Regions from separate parts of the Homo sapiens genome. Here region 2 is linked to region 1. Evidence: chromatin contacts called from ENCODE Hi-C or POLR2A ChIA-PET data. All regions are on one chromosome and are shown on one strand. The core of a region is the stretch at or near the end of the contact, and the rest is flanking DNA. Distances in the headings are between cores, read along the strand shown.

Region 1 (7,616 bases), core at 1,873-4,372:
GCTAGCATCAGCAGCGGTAAGGCTGCAGCAAAAATTCTCAAATCTCAGTTGCACAGTGTGTTTCTTGAGCATATCATGGGTGACTGCCAGTTCCATTTATCCCCAACCCTGACTTTGGTTAGGAGGGTCTCCATTCTTAAAATAGTTCCCAAATGGCTCTGTACTACCATGCAATAGACATCAGCTCTGTCTCAGGAATTTTTCTTGTTTTCAATTTAACTTCTATGAGACATTATTTTAAAGCAATTCACATATTTTGGAACAGGTTTCACATTACCACTTTGTGAAAAAGTTAATGAGCTTTCATTGCTAAAAGTAATTTGGAGTCATTAGGTATCAAAAAAGGGCATGGTCCATTTATTCCAACCTGAATTTTTTTGTATCTTATTGACCCTCCTTCTAGTAAGCATTTGCTTTACTATCCACAGAGCAGGCATAATGAGCAAGTCCCCTTGCACTGACTTCACGCAATCTAATGTTAGGTAGGCGTGAGAAGCAGAAAGTACCTTTCAATTCCATTCAGCAAGAATCCACAGTATACTTACAATTTCCCTGAACTATGCTAAGCATTTTGAGACCTATAAAGCTGTAAAAAAGATTCTCTGACCTCGAGTTGCTTATAATCTTGTTGCAGTAACTCATAAATCCACTGGCAAATAACACAGGATGTCATAAATTATTAACGTAACCAAGAAATCCCTCCCATATGTGTGCACGTGCACACACACACACACACACACACACTTTACACTGTAGAATGCTGAAAGGATTCCAAGACTGTAAATTCCATCTTCCTTCTCTTCTTCCAAAAATGGCCCTATGCTTTCACAGTATGCTGGATTGTCAAGCCCTGAAGGAATAATGCTTAACATTCCAAAGAATTATCCCCACTTTTCCCTCACGTCGTTGGGCAGTTGGCATTTATCTTTATATATGGTGGTAAGGAGATGGAAACCAGAAATGGGATCCATATCACGGAATTCAAGAGAAAGGACTTTGAAAAATACAAAGAGCTATATGAGTATAAAAAACTGTTAGATGATTGTCTAAAGGCAAGAACAAAAAGACTACATTAACAGGATCATTTTCTTCTCAGAAAAAAATTGCAGGAGCGTCTACCCAAGCCTGTAATAGAAAATTGGCCTGTGGAGTTACAAGATTGGTTACAAGATTTGATATAAAATAATCTCACCTCACCTATCAATCATTCCATGTGAACTATATCCAGTATAAGCTATGCTTATACTAACTGGTTAAACAAAAGGATCAAACGTAATTGTCATTTGCTCTGTAACAGTGTTTTTCAATTAGATTATAATGGATGATCCTAGTATATATGAATAAAAAATTATCAACAAATTATTACATACATAACCGCACCATAGAACATTATATTTAAAGGCAAATTATTTGTTAAAAGAAAAATGGTATCCATGTAGACCACTCTCCGTGAGTGCTCAATGCAATAACTGCATCCATTACTACCCCAAGTTGAAGGGAATGAATGAAAAGACCACTATGCTGTAAATCGCTTAGAAGCAGAATTTAGTTAATTGAGAAATTATGTTCAGGCTAACCTATCCAGATAGCGTCATATCTATGTGGAGTAAGTTAATAGAAATTCCATGCTAGCTCCATGAATTGGTTCAATAACAGGAAAAAATACAGATGAGGAGGAAGAGAGAACTGGCAATGTGAAGTGACACGTTTCAAAAACAATTCCTTTGTACTTATTCAGAGCTCCAAATCCATCCATACACATCACGGGAAATGTGACGATGCCCATGCACTTATCATTAGATTCACTCTCCAAAATGTCAACTACCAGAAATTAAACTCTTCCTGTAGGCCAGCTTGGTTTTTAAACACTATGTCTAATCTCGCAGCAACACCAGGACATAGGCTTCATTGTTGTACAGCTTTACAGATAAGGAAGTTGGGACTCGAAAGAGTTAAATGAGTTGCCCAAAGTCACAAAGCTATTAAATGACCAAGACAGGACTGGGATGAAGCTCTTGAGTATGAAGTTTGTGTAATATGTCCACTATGGCTAGCTGTATTAGTCCATCTTCACATTGCTAATACATACATACCTGACACTGGGTAATTTATGAAGAAGAGGAGGTTTCATGGACTCATAGTTCCATGTGGCTGGGGAGGCCTCACAATCATAGTGGAAAGCAAAAGGCACATCTTACATGGCAGCAGACAAGACAGAATGAGAGCAAAGAGAAAAGGGAAACCCCTTATAAAACCATCAGATCTCGTGAGACTTATTCACTACCATGAGAACAGTATGGGGGAAACTGCCCCCATGATTCAATCATCTCCCACCAAGTCCCTCCCATAACACAAGGGAATTATGGGAGCTACAAGTCAAGACGAGATTTGGGTGGGGACACAGAGCCAAACCATATCACTAGCTGTTTGCCAAGTAACAGAGAGGAAAAAGATTCAGAAATAACATTTGTCTCTGTCTGGGTATTTGCCTTAAACTGCAAGCTCCTGGAGGGCAGGGCAGCATGTGTTCCTACCTGGTTCTCCTTATATGGCACTAAGCAGTATGAGCAGGTGCTGTGGAATATCATTTGGTACTGAGAACAATAAAGAAGCAAGAACACAGATGATGGTAGGAGCCTAGCTTGCTGTCCTGCCTCTGAATTTATAAAAGGTCTCAGGAATGACATGCAGGATAGGGAAATATACAGCCTCTGAGCCTTGGTAGCTACATACAACTCACGATGCACACTGTCAATCTTGCTATGTTAACCGGCAAATGTCCAAAGGAGGCATTAAATCATTGCCAGAGACCACTCAGCTCACATTACGTTGTACTGAAGGGGGAGGAGGGGCAGATTTCAGAGTCCCACCTTCTTCCAAGCCCCCGCACTCTCCTCTATGTCTGCCCCGCAGCTCAGGCCTGGAATTTTATGTGCAGCAAAAAATCAAAGGTAAAATAAATGCTGAACAGCGATTGCTGTCATTGCCTTCCCCGCAGTCATTTCGCTATTAGCTGTTGGAGGAGCAGACCGTGTAGGCTGACGAGATCTGAGTAAGGACGAGGGATGAGATGTCAAGGCAGGGAACACGGCTGCCTTTGCGAGGTGGCTTTGACTCGCGCTGCAGACATCACACGTCAGCTCGGTGGAGACAGCAAGCAAACCCAACTGCAGCCGCAGAGAGGAAGCAAAAGAGGAGTGTGTGAAAAGATCAGCATATTCAGCCTGCCAATTATTTTCCTCCCTCCCCAACCCCACCCCCAAACACAAGTTCCTTAATATTAATAGTGCTGGAAATCGCAGCAATGAGCACATTGTTGGGGTGAAACTGAACATTACTCTCTAAATGAGATCCTGGGTGTGAAAGCAGAAGGTCCTCTCTGTCTCCCAGATCAGAACATTATCTGAGGCCAACAGCTCTGCAGCAGCTCTTAACCTCAAGAAAAGGGCTCGGCATTTCTGGTTCCCCAATAAAGCCACAGCACACCCTGGGACTGTTCAAATTATGGATACACACACACACACACACACACACACACACACACACACTCAAAGGAGATTATTACTAAGCTTGGGCTACAGCTTAAGAGGCATAAGTGGCATTCTCTTATTCCTCTGACTTGAATCCCTACACCTGTTACCCAAACTTCACTCACTGTTCTCCTCCACAAAAACACATTGTATCTTTGACATTACTATCAGTTTTGATATCAGAAGAATATGTGCCCAGGCAGCAGCATGACATATGTTGAAAGAGCTAGAACACTTGGAACTCTAACCTACTTTTATGAGACTTTTTTTTCTGGGTACGAGTCCCTTAGCCCATCCTTAAAGAAATATGACCAGCACCCATTCCCATCATTTAACTTTCCCAGATTAGAATTGAAACCTCTTCCCAACTGTACTGCAGGAGGTAGAAACTAATAGTTCTTTCTGAAGATTAAACCCTCTTAACCTTCAGGTGAAGAAATAAATATTATGCTGTTAAAGGATGAACCCCAGTCTAATGTCTATTAAATTCTTCCTGGCAGATTTTCCAGAGGTACAATAAGCAAAAGGAAAGAATAATATTTTCAATTTGTTAGATAAATGTAGGCAGGATTGGAGGAAAATAAATGAAGAGTACTTGCTTAGACTCTCGTATCGCTAATAACCCTGGAACATAATCTGAAGGGTTATTTAACCCCAGAGAGTTCAGGCTAGTGATGGAGGTCTCTGTGGGAGCAAGGTTTAGTCTCTGGATAATAGGCCTGCAAGGCCTGGGAAGTTAGCAGTGCCCCAGCAAGCAAGATGCATTTCAGAGAAAATCCTAATGGAAATTGGGAAGTCATCTATCAGTAAAGAACTGAGTGATCTTATCATGGGTTAGGAAGAAACAAGCAATTTCAGAAGCATTTGGGTAACTAGGATTTTACACCAATATATGAAATACCAGGGCTGGGATTGTAAGACTGGTGCAGGGGCTCCTGATAACTATTTATTCATGCATTAAACCATTATTGTGTACCTATTATGTCCTACACTCTGTGATCATTGCTGCTAACGCAAAGACAAATAGGATGTAGTCTTCAAGCAGCTTACCACGTCTACCGGGAGAGATAGTGAAGAGTCAATACATGACAATTTCAGAAGGGAATGCTTCCAAAATGGAGTGAGGATCTCTCCAAATTTAGGAGGGCATGGGTATCTACAGTAAGCAGAAACTGATAATTCCTTCTTTACAAATTTTTCTAAAATCTGCCATACTCCAAATATAATTCTCCATCTGAAAAAAAAATCATGAGAGACTTTAAAGGAAATGTGAACTAGTAATTATATTATACAAGCTAATCCCACAAATAATCATATGAAACATAAAAAATTTCATTAACACCTAAGCCCGTCTGTATTTATTTTGTCTCATTCAATAGCACATCATGACTCTGTTTCCATGGCTCCAAAACAACATGGAAATTTGGTCAGGTCAGTCAAATAAAAAGTCAAATGAGTTTTTAAAAGACAAAAAGACACAAACTGAAATGGTTGCTATCTTCATCCTTTACAGGCACAGTCTAAAGCCTATTTGTTTCTCTTTGTTGGCTGTCTGCTTTCATACTGATTCTCAAATCCCTTTTCTCTACTATTTTATATAATACACAACTTTGCCTGAGTTAAATTGCATATAATATCTTAATACATCATCTTCCAATCATTAATTTTCATCAGAGAATGTCAGCAAGGAATTATGTCAGATTACTTGAACCAGATTTTTTCTCATAAATCCATTGTAACCTCTATATAGCCTTCTTTTCTATCAGAAAGTATCCATCTCTCTTGGAAGCTTCTTAAATTTTTTTGAAAATAAAGTTAAACTTACTCAAACTGCCCTTGTCTTTCTTCTTTAACAAATGTTTATTGAGTTTCTATTATTTGAAAAGCATTTAGTAACATGTTGAGGATTAAGGACAAATATAGTCTCTGATTTACAGGTAGAGTGAGATTTTCCATGCTGTTTTGAAGAAAAGGCAAGTTATCCCATAATGACAAGAAGTTGTTCTCAGTTGGAACTGGAACCAACACCTCCTTGAAAGACTTGTTGAGAGGCCGACCCAGTGCAGAATTTCCACTGACTGTTCAACCCTCCACCAATCCCCACATCAAAAAAAAAGTCAACCATGGGGCCAGATGAGGTGGGTACTACAGGGTTTATGAAAAGAAGATAAAGGAATAAGAGATGCTCCCCTGTGAGAAGCCAATATAATTATCTGTGAAGCCTGGAGGTTCCAGAAAGATGGAGTTACTGACAACTGGCTCCCTGGCTGGGGGCTTGCTGAGCTGCAGTACCCCTAGGTCCATGCTGGCAACACCCCAGGGAGGAGCATGCTAAGGGATCCTTAGGAGAGAGTTCTAGAACTCTGAAGGTATGTTGGTGTTATTTTTTGGTCTGTTTCCCCAACTGTGGACAGGAGGAAGTAAGTGCTTCAGAGGTTTATCTTAAAGTTTATAGGTCATTCTTGAATATAAAGCAGGCTGCCTATTTCTGGCTCCTTAGAGACTTACAAGGGATAGAGACCACTGGAGCAGCCCATGCCAGTGGAAATTAAAGGGTTTGGCATTCCTAGGCAGCCTTTCCCAGCTCTTCACAGCCCTCAGAGCATGTGGAAAAGCATTCCACTTTCATAGAATACAGTACAGAAATGAGCTGAGAATACCCTGGCAGTTTCTGAGCCAATAGATAGGATGTCTAATCCAAAGAAGTGTACTGCTGGAGAAGTGAAGGGATACATGGCTATTCCTTGAGGGAATGTTTCAGTGATAAGGAAGGCTGGGGCAATGATAAATGCCACCCAGTGAAGACCAAGCACACCATCTGGTTGGAAACCTTAATGCCAGCAGATACTATCAACATCCTCAGCTGGAACCAGATTGGCCTAAGGGAAGATGTGAAACCACCACACATGGGCAGTCAAGTAAAAACACTTCTGCCTCCCCATATGCTTGCTTCCATCTTGCCTACCACGCCACAGAAGTCAATGCCCAGGAAAGGACTTAGGGGAGAGGGGACTAAGCACCAGGCCTCAGCCCCCACCTCCTTCACATCCAGCTTCCACGGCAACAGCTGAGGAGAAGATGAGATTTGATTGAGATTAATAGTAAAGCTTTTAAAATAAACACATTTAAGTCTCCAACTAGTGATCATTATTTCATAAAATAAAATAATTTCTTGTATAGGTCAATTAGTTGCTACCTACACATGTATAAGCTTATTTTAATTTTCCTGTAATTTTTATATATTTAGGAGGTGCAAGTACAGATTTCTAACATGCATATATTGCATAGTGGTGAGGTCTGGGCCTTTTGTATACCCATCACCCGAATAGTGAACATTGTACCCAATAGGTAACTTATCAGCCCTTTCCCCACTCCCACTATCCCACATTTTAGAGTCGCTAATGTCTATTATTCCATTCTGTATGTCCATGTGTTCCCATTGTTTAGCTCCCACTTACAAGTGAGAACATGGGGTATTTGACTTCCTGTTTCTGAGTTATTTCACTTAGCATAATGGTCTGCAGTTCCATCCATATTGCTGCTAAAGACATTTCATTTTTATGGCTGAGTACTATTCCAAGGTATACATATGCCCAATTTTCTTTATCTAATCCTCCATTTGGAGACACAGGTTGATTCCATACCTTTACTATTGTGAATAGTGCTGTGATAAACATATGAGTACAGGTAACTTCTTTTTTTCTTCTTCTTCTTCTTCTTTTTGAGATGGAGTCTTGTTCTTTTGCCCAAGCTGGAGTGCAGTGGTGCAATCTTGGCTCACTGCACCCTCCGCCTCCTGGGTTTAAGCGATTCTCCTGCCTCAGCCTCCCGAGTAGCTGGGACTACAGGTGCCTGCCACCATGCCCAGCCAATTTTTGTATTTTTAGTAGAGACGGGGTTTCACCATGTTGACCAGGATGATCTCGATCTCCTGATCTCAAGTGATCCACCTGCCTTGGCCTCCCAAGTGCTGGGATTACAGGCATGAGCCACCGTGCCCAGCCGAGGTATCTTCTTGGTATCATGATTTCTTTCCCTTTAGGTAGATACCCAGTAGCAGGATTGCTTATACACACAGAAACCTAA
Region 2 (7,616 bases), core at 2,751-5,250, 98 kb after region 1:
CATAACCATTTCAATTTCTGAATTAAAATTAAACTCAAAACATTATTCCCAATTATTATTTGAGGTTAAACTACAAGTTTCCTGAAGAAAATATGTACAGATTGTTTGTTTTTATTTTTTAAAACTTATTAATCATTTGTTTTTGGAATTTTTCACTTAATACTTTCAGATGTCAGTTGCCTGCAGGTAGCTAAAACTGAAGAAGTGAACTCACAGATAAAGGAGGACTACTATATATATATACAAATTAATGAGTGTTGACATTTATTTGAATAGAAACTAGGGGCATCTTTTTTCCCTTTAGCTTTAGTTGACATGTAATAATTAATATGTACAGTTTTGTTTTGTTTTGTTTTGTTTTTTGAAACAGGATCTCACTCTGTCGCCCAGGCTGGAGTGCAGTGGCACGATCTCGGCTCACTGTAGACTCTGCCTCCCTGATTCAAGCAATTCTCATGCATTCCTTCCTTTCTTTCTTTCCTCCATTTTTAAGATATACACTGAGTAACTACTTTGTTGTCAGTCACAGTTTCTCAATGAACAAGAGAGACCAGTCTCTGCTTTGATGGAGCTTATACTGAAATTAATGAAGACAGACTACAAATCAGCAAGAAGAAAAACTCCTATTAGTAATAAACATTTTACAGAGAATTGCAAAGGATTATGTGTTGGTTGTGCTAGACAGACCAAATGGCTGTTTTACATGGGGTAGTTAGAGGAGATTTCTTTGAGAGGGTAATCTTTAGGCTGAAATACTAACGACTAGAAGTGAGCCATTCAGGTATGAGGCAGAACCGTATGCCAGGCAGGGGGAACAGCTTGCACCAAGCCCTAAGCTGAGAAGGGAACAAGCTTAGAGACAAGAGAACATAGTAGTACGTGGAGGTGGAGGGATGGGAAAGAATAGGGGTGGGTCAGACATAGCGAGGAAGGGGAAAGTCAACAGATTGGAAGTGTCGATGAATTGCTGCTGTGATGAATATTCCACAGTAGGTGAGCTGTAAGAATAGAAGGATGAGGGAAGGAAGGAAGGAAGGAAGGAAGGAAAGAAGGAAAGGAGGGAGGGAGGGAGGCAAGAGAGGGCGACAAAGGAACTATGTAAAATAAATGTTAGTAAAGAAGCATTCCCCCACATTTTTAAAGTAAACACAAGAGGAGACTATGAAAAACATAATAAAAGTCATGACAATTGTGATGTGACAAGCTCTGACTCCCCTGATCTCCCTTAAGGAAAGCTGCTCATTTGTTTACTTCTCTCTTTTTTCTTCACCCATTTGTTCTATCAGGATTTATTAAACTTATACTATTTCCCAGGTTCTGTGCCAGGCACTAGGGCTGTATAAATCAGACACGTTCCCCACCTATGGGGAGAACCCAGGTTATCAAAAGAAACAACTATATCAATATGAGACAGCACAGGGTGAGAAGTGCCAGTACACAGGCTTTTAGAAAGAACAGTCATGGCACAGGCGGGAAAATGAATAGCTTTCCTTAAGAGGGATCAGGGAAGTCAAAGCTTGTCACACCATCACTGTCATGACTTTTATTTATTTATTTATTTACTTACTTATTTATTTATTTATTTTTGTTTTGCTTTGTTTTGTTTTGATTTTTGATGCTGTTCCTCATCCAAATCATTGAGCATGAACGCAGTAAAGCATGCACTTATAAGATATGCACTTACATGGATGTTAAAAACATGAGTTTTAAAGCCAGCCTAAGTTCACATCCTCATGCAACTACTTCCTAGCTAAATGAGTTTGGACAAATTACTTAACCTGTTTGTACCTCAGTTTCCCCATTTATAAAATGGATATGATGACAAAATCGACCTCATAGTACTGTATGAGAAATTATGAAGTTAATCTACGTGTATCAATTAGCTTTCGATACATAGAAAACTTCCCAAAAGCTTAATAATTTAAAACAACGATTATAATTATCAGCTCATACGTCTTTTGTGTTGACAGTTTGCATGGGGTTCAACCAAGCAGTTCTTCTGCTGGTCTCTCCTAGATGCATTCATGTGCTGGGAGTCAGTGCACAGATCTGCTTGGGCTGGCTTGTCCCACCTGGTCTCACTCATATGTCTTGCACTTGGCTGGGGTGGCTGAGCCATGTATCACCCGCATGTAGTAGCCTCACTGGACTTTTTCACGAGGTGACTGGGTTCTAAAGGCTGGAAACGCAAGGTCACACACCCGTGCCCAAGCACTTTTCAAGCCTTACGACACATGTGCTAATATCTCACTGGTTTAAGCAAGCCATATGACCAAGTCCAGAGTGAAGAGGTAAAGTAATAGACACTACTTCTTGATAGGAGATTCAATATATTGTGGTCATTTAAAAAATATATATATATAAATATAAATATATACATATATATAATATATACCACAACACAAGCACTTAGGATGGTGGCTAGCACATAGTATGCCTTATTTAATAAACTAGTTAACATTACATGAGGCTACACTTGTGCAGATGCTTTACAACCCAGCCCATATCACACCCACTCTAAGTAAAAATGAAAATAAATTGTAAAATTGGAAGTAGAGACAGGAAGTAGAATCAGAATGAAACATCCTCACACAGTTTTATATTACAGAAAAAATGCTAGTACTACCAAACATGCAAAGCTGAACTCCACTTACAAGAGGCTGTTCAGATTTCTGTATTTTCAGCATGGCTTAGTGGGCAGGAAGGTGTAGGGTACTAGGTCATGGTTTCTGGAATCAACTGCTCTAAGTTAGAATTCTAGCTTGCTATTTACTAGCTGGGTAGCCTCAGACTAATTACCTAACAACTCTGCGCTTCCATTTTTGTAGCTACAGTATTGGAGAAATGGTAAATTGTAACTCCTGGGGTCTTTGGGAGGATTAAATGAAGCATAGTGTATAAAGTGCTGCTGGTGTATAGTGAGCATCCAATAAATGTTAGCTATTTTTCTTTAATTTTTTAAGAATAAAAAATAGTCTGGTGTTGTTCAGAGATGTCCGACCTTGGTAGCACATTGGAATTACTAGGGGAGCATAAAAATACTGATTTTTGCCTCTTTGACCCACCCCAGAGATTCTGATATAAATGAATGGTCTGGAGCGAGGCCCTTGCCCAGTGGATTTTAAAAGCTCTCAAGGTAATTCTAATGCACAGCTAAAATTCAGAACTACAGGTCTTGTTGAACAGGACATTAGAGATGATCCAGGGCAAACTCATCATTTCATAAGTGAGAAAATTGAGGCTCAAAGAGGTGATAGGAATTGCTTAGTGACAGCCAGGTGGTGGACAGAAAAACCAAATCCAGGTACCCTGACTCCTGCTCATAGCTCTGTCCCTTTCATCTGGCCACCGCAAGAACAGGTTAGCCAAGGTCAGCCTGGCTGTGATCCTCATCACCGAGAAGTGATAGCCAGGAAAGAGGAAGCTGAACTCCTGTTAAGCCTACCTGATGCCAAATTCTATGTTCCTAAATTAACTCCAAGAATAATTTTGGTCTCTCTTGATGCTTAATCTTTCCCCTATACTTTCAGGTTTGATTCATAGTGGATTCAGATTCTGCCTATGTTAGTTTAAATTAGGCTTTTATTTCATTTCTTCAGTTTTCCTTAGAGATAAAATTCCATCTTATATACACATTCATGCATGCTCAGAGCTACATTTCAAAGGGGAAAAAAGCAGACTTCTTCTTCCCTTCTTTCCTTCCTTCCTTCCTTCCTTCCTGCCACCCTCCCCTTCTCTCTCTTCCTTTTCCCTCCTTCATCCTTCCTCTGACCCAACCCTATGAAGGACATTTATCTTAGATTACTATCTTCTTTGACGATTGTGAATAATCATGTAAAGAATTGCCTTCTCCTTTTAAATCCTTTATGGAAGTGGTAGTGTTCCTTGGTTCATAATAACAATTCTACTGAATTGCCAATAATTCTCAGAATCAGGGGTCATCCTCCCCACAGTGTCAAGAAAGACAGAGGAGGTTCTGTGACTGTGATTTGGTGAGAGATTGACTCATTAGGGCTAAGATAAATGGACGGTTAGCTAGCAATGTCAGGAATTTCTGAGTAGTAGGTAGAGAATTCAAAGAAAATTCCTTTTCTTTTTTTTCTCTTCAGTGTTTGCCTTTACAAATATTAGCCTTTTGTAATTTTCTCAGAGCTTCCAATTACTAAGATTAAAGGTAATAAATTCAATGAGCCAGAGAAAGGTGAGTATCAAGCAAGTTTCTCAGAAACGTGGCCTTTTAAAAAGGAAATATTTTTACATGAATAGCGTTGGATACCAAATTAAATATGCAATATGATCTCATTTTCTCATTTTTGTTTATGTACATATATGATTATCTATCCCACCAAGAGTGGGATCATAGGTGATACTTTTTATTTGTTGTTGATTTGTATCTTCTTATTCTTCTATAATGAATATGTATTATGTATCAAAAAAGCAAAGAAATCATTATTTTAAAAACAAAACAAATGCTAAATATTGATCTTAGAATTAAACCCTGCAGCCGTTTTTTAATATTCACTATTCCCAAATTGTTTTCATATGATATTTGGAATCTTAAGAGAGTTATAAAATTAACTGACTTCTCGAATCACTTATTGATTCATGTGTGTATATGTGTGTGTGCACACACACTCAAGTCTGTTGTATTTTTGGCCTTTATTTCAAGCCCCACATCACCTTAGGCCAATTTGTATCATTTCCCTGGCCTTCTCAGCATTTGTGACATTTCTAATTCCATCTGCAGATTTAATTAACGTGCTGCTTATTCACTCTTCCACATCACTGATAACAAGAGACATAAAACTGGACACAGTGCTGACTGCTGCACCACCTAGATACCTCCCACCATCGGATGCCTCCTTCTGCTTTACCTAGTTTTCAAGTCAAGCTGATTGAAACTGATTTTGCAAGTAAAATTCACTCAGACATTGCATCAAATGATTTATGAAGTCCATGCAGCCGTGTGGTGTCCCATTAATCACAGACACTACAATAATCTATTTGTGTGCAGCAGTCCTCATAAATCGGAATAAAATAAATTCCACAAGCACATCTTCAGCTTTTGCAACAGGGCACATGGTATTATTCAGAGCATCATCCACATAATGCAATGTTAGCCGACTTGCAGATTCCTGAGCTTGGTCAAGCAAGTAAAAATATGCATTCATTTACCAATGCATGCCAAAGCTAAAAAAAATTACAGCTTGTTCATCTACCGGGTGAGAGAATTTCTTTAGGCCTCAGCTCTCAAATTTTTTATGAAAGCTGATGTGAATAAACAGAGCAAATGAGGTGCAATAATAAAAGCGGTGAGATGATGTTGTTAACAAATAGTCCAGAAATATACCTCCAAATAAATGTTGAGAATTTAAGTATCATTATCATTTGGAGACTCTTATTTCCATAATGCTATGAAACAATTTTGTAAATTCTCTTCTGAGACTGATCTTTCACATGACAAAAGAATGTCTTCAGACATGGCAAGTTCATTTCATTTGAGCGTATTTCATTTCTTGAAAACAATGCAAAATTATTGTGACCTGTGTCCAGTAAAGACTGTGAATGATTCACCTAGATAACAGTAATTTTTTAAAATGCAGAGTTTTTGTTTTTCCTAAGTATAAAGAGAAAATATACTATAAAATAAAGATTTAACAATATAAAAATACATTGAAGACAATAAAAATTGTGTAAAATCCTAACACACAAAGATAGTAACTCTTCATGTATTGGAGATATCTTTACCGAACTGTGTCGATATTTGTCTGTTTTTGTGTAGATAGATATGGAGATGAATACAGATATAAATAAAATAATGTAAGATGAGATTCTACCATAATTATTATATTATTATCTGCGTTTTTAACATCAACAATATATTGCGGATATCTTTGCAAAACAATAAATATAGAACCACATCATCAATTTAATAACTATAATTTTCCATTACATAGACTTATTTAGTCAACACTCCGTTACTCAACATTTAGTTTATTTCCAAATTTTCAACTATAAACAACACTATGATGAACATCCTCACTCCTAGATATTTGTGCCCTTGACCTAGAGTGCAGTGGCACAATCATGGCTCACTGCAGCCTCAACCTCCCAGTCTCAAGCAATCTTCCCACCTCAGCTTTCTAAGTAGCTGGGACTACAAGCACATGTCACCACACCTGGCTAATTTTTTAATTTTCTGTAGAGATGGGGTCCTGCTGTGTTGCCCAGGCTGTTCTCGAGTTCCTGGCCTCAAGCCAGGGAGGCCTGCTTCCCGAAAGTACTGGGATTACCAGAGTGAGCCACTGTGCCAGGCCCTCATTATCTTCTTTGAAGAAGAGTTCTTAGAATCAGAAATTGTCTTAGAATATGTGTTCTGGGAAAAAGAATTTTTTTCTTGGAATTGTGATATCTAAATCAGGATATGTCCAGCTAATATTTTGATACATGTTTCCAAACTGCTTTCCAGAAAAAATGTACCAAGTTATATTACCACCAATAATTCATGAAAGTATTTATTGGCCCCATTCTTGCCAATCCTGGATATTGCTAGTCTTTAGAAATATTTGTCATTTGATAGATAAAAAGCATTTTCTCATTGTTTTAACTTGTGTGTCTTTGACTGTATTTGGTTAAACATCTTTTTATAAGTTCATGGGTGAATTATATTTCTTCTTTGAGAAGTTAACTATTCTTGTATATTTCCATGGGTTGGGCAATATTCATCAATTTTACTTATTTAAGAAACTATCTTTATACTAAGGTAATAGTGTTTCTCATCAAATCAAATATATGAACCTAACAAGTCTAATTTGTTTGTAGATTTGTAATTAGATAAGAGATCAGTTGCAAAAACACTTTGAGAAATGTCAACATTCTTAGAAAGGGTATACTTTTCCAAGGTGACAATGCTAGCGCTTTGAAAAGCAACATTCATCTGTTTATCTGATTCTTGTATATTTGTTTAAATAAAACATTATCATTCTTTAGGTTATATCAAGAGCTTGTGCTTTGGAATCAAACTGCCTATCTTCAAATCCTGAGCCTCCCACATATAATCTAGGTTATCTAAGACATATTATTTAACTACGCTGTGCCTAAGTTTCCACATCTTTAAAATGAAGATAATAATAGTCCCTCTTGCATAGAGTTGTTGGAGAATTAAATGAAAGGATGCACATAAAGCATGTAGAAAAGAGTTGGGAGCAATTCAAGTGCTCAGTAAATATTAAATTGGAATATTTTAGATTCATGATCTGTTCACATTTAGACCACCAAGTGTACTTTAAGGCACTTTCTTTCTTTTTATTTTATTTTGTTTGTTTGTTTGTTTGTTTGTTTATTTATTTATTTATTTATTTGAGGCAGAGTTTCGCTCTTGTTGCCCAGGCTGGAGTGCAATGGTGCCATCTCATCTCACTGCAACCTCTACCTCCCGGGTTCAAGTGATTCTCCTGCCTCAGCCTCCTGAGTAGTTGGGATTACAGACATGTGCCACCACACACAGCTAATTTTGTATTTTTAGTAGAGACAGGGTTTCACCTTGTTGGCCAGGCTGGTTTCGAACTCCTGACCTCAGGTGATCCACCCCCTTCAGCCTCCCAAAGTGCTGGGAT

The links. Hi-C counts contacts between places; a loop is a spot of excess contacts on that map. ChIA-PET counts read pairs that join two places held with the same protein, here RNA polymerase II (POLR2A). Pooled maps may share reads with other maps.
Region 2: a loop to region 1 is called in a pooled map, with 3 times the contacts of the local background. The contact joins two enhancer-like sites. A Hi-C loop is called at or near these places in 1 of 168 maps with a recorded cell type or tissue (CD4-positive, alpha-beta T cell), 1 of 37 single-sample maps with no recorded cell type and 9 of 50 pooled maps. POLR2A ChIA-PET finds 5 or more read pairs at or near these places in 2 of 52 experiments (A549 and Caco-2).

Annotation. Positions count from the first base shown.
Region 1 is chr2:36,237,514-36,245,129 of GRCh38, forward strand. No RefSeq gene overlaps it. Among named protein-coding and RNA genes, the nearest start is that of CRIM1-DT, 110 kb to the right of the region's middle. Within about 2 kb of position 3,123, at least 3 of the 41 ENCODE cell types and tissues checked have a DNase peak (open chromatin) inside an H3K27ac peak, as active enhancers do.
Region 2 is chr2:36,334,956-36,342,571 of GRCh38, forward strand. No RefSeq gene overlaps it. Among named protein-coding and RNA genes, the nearest start is that of CRIM1-DT, 17 kb to the right of the region's middle. Within about 2 kb of position 4,001, at least 2 of the 41 ENCODE cell types and tissues checked have a DNase peak (open chromatin) inside an H3K27ac peak, as active enhancers do.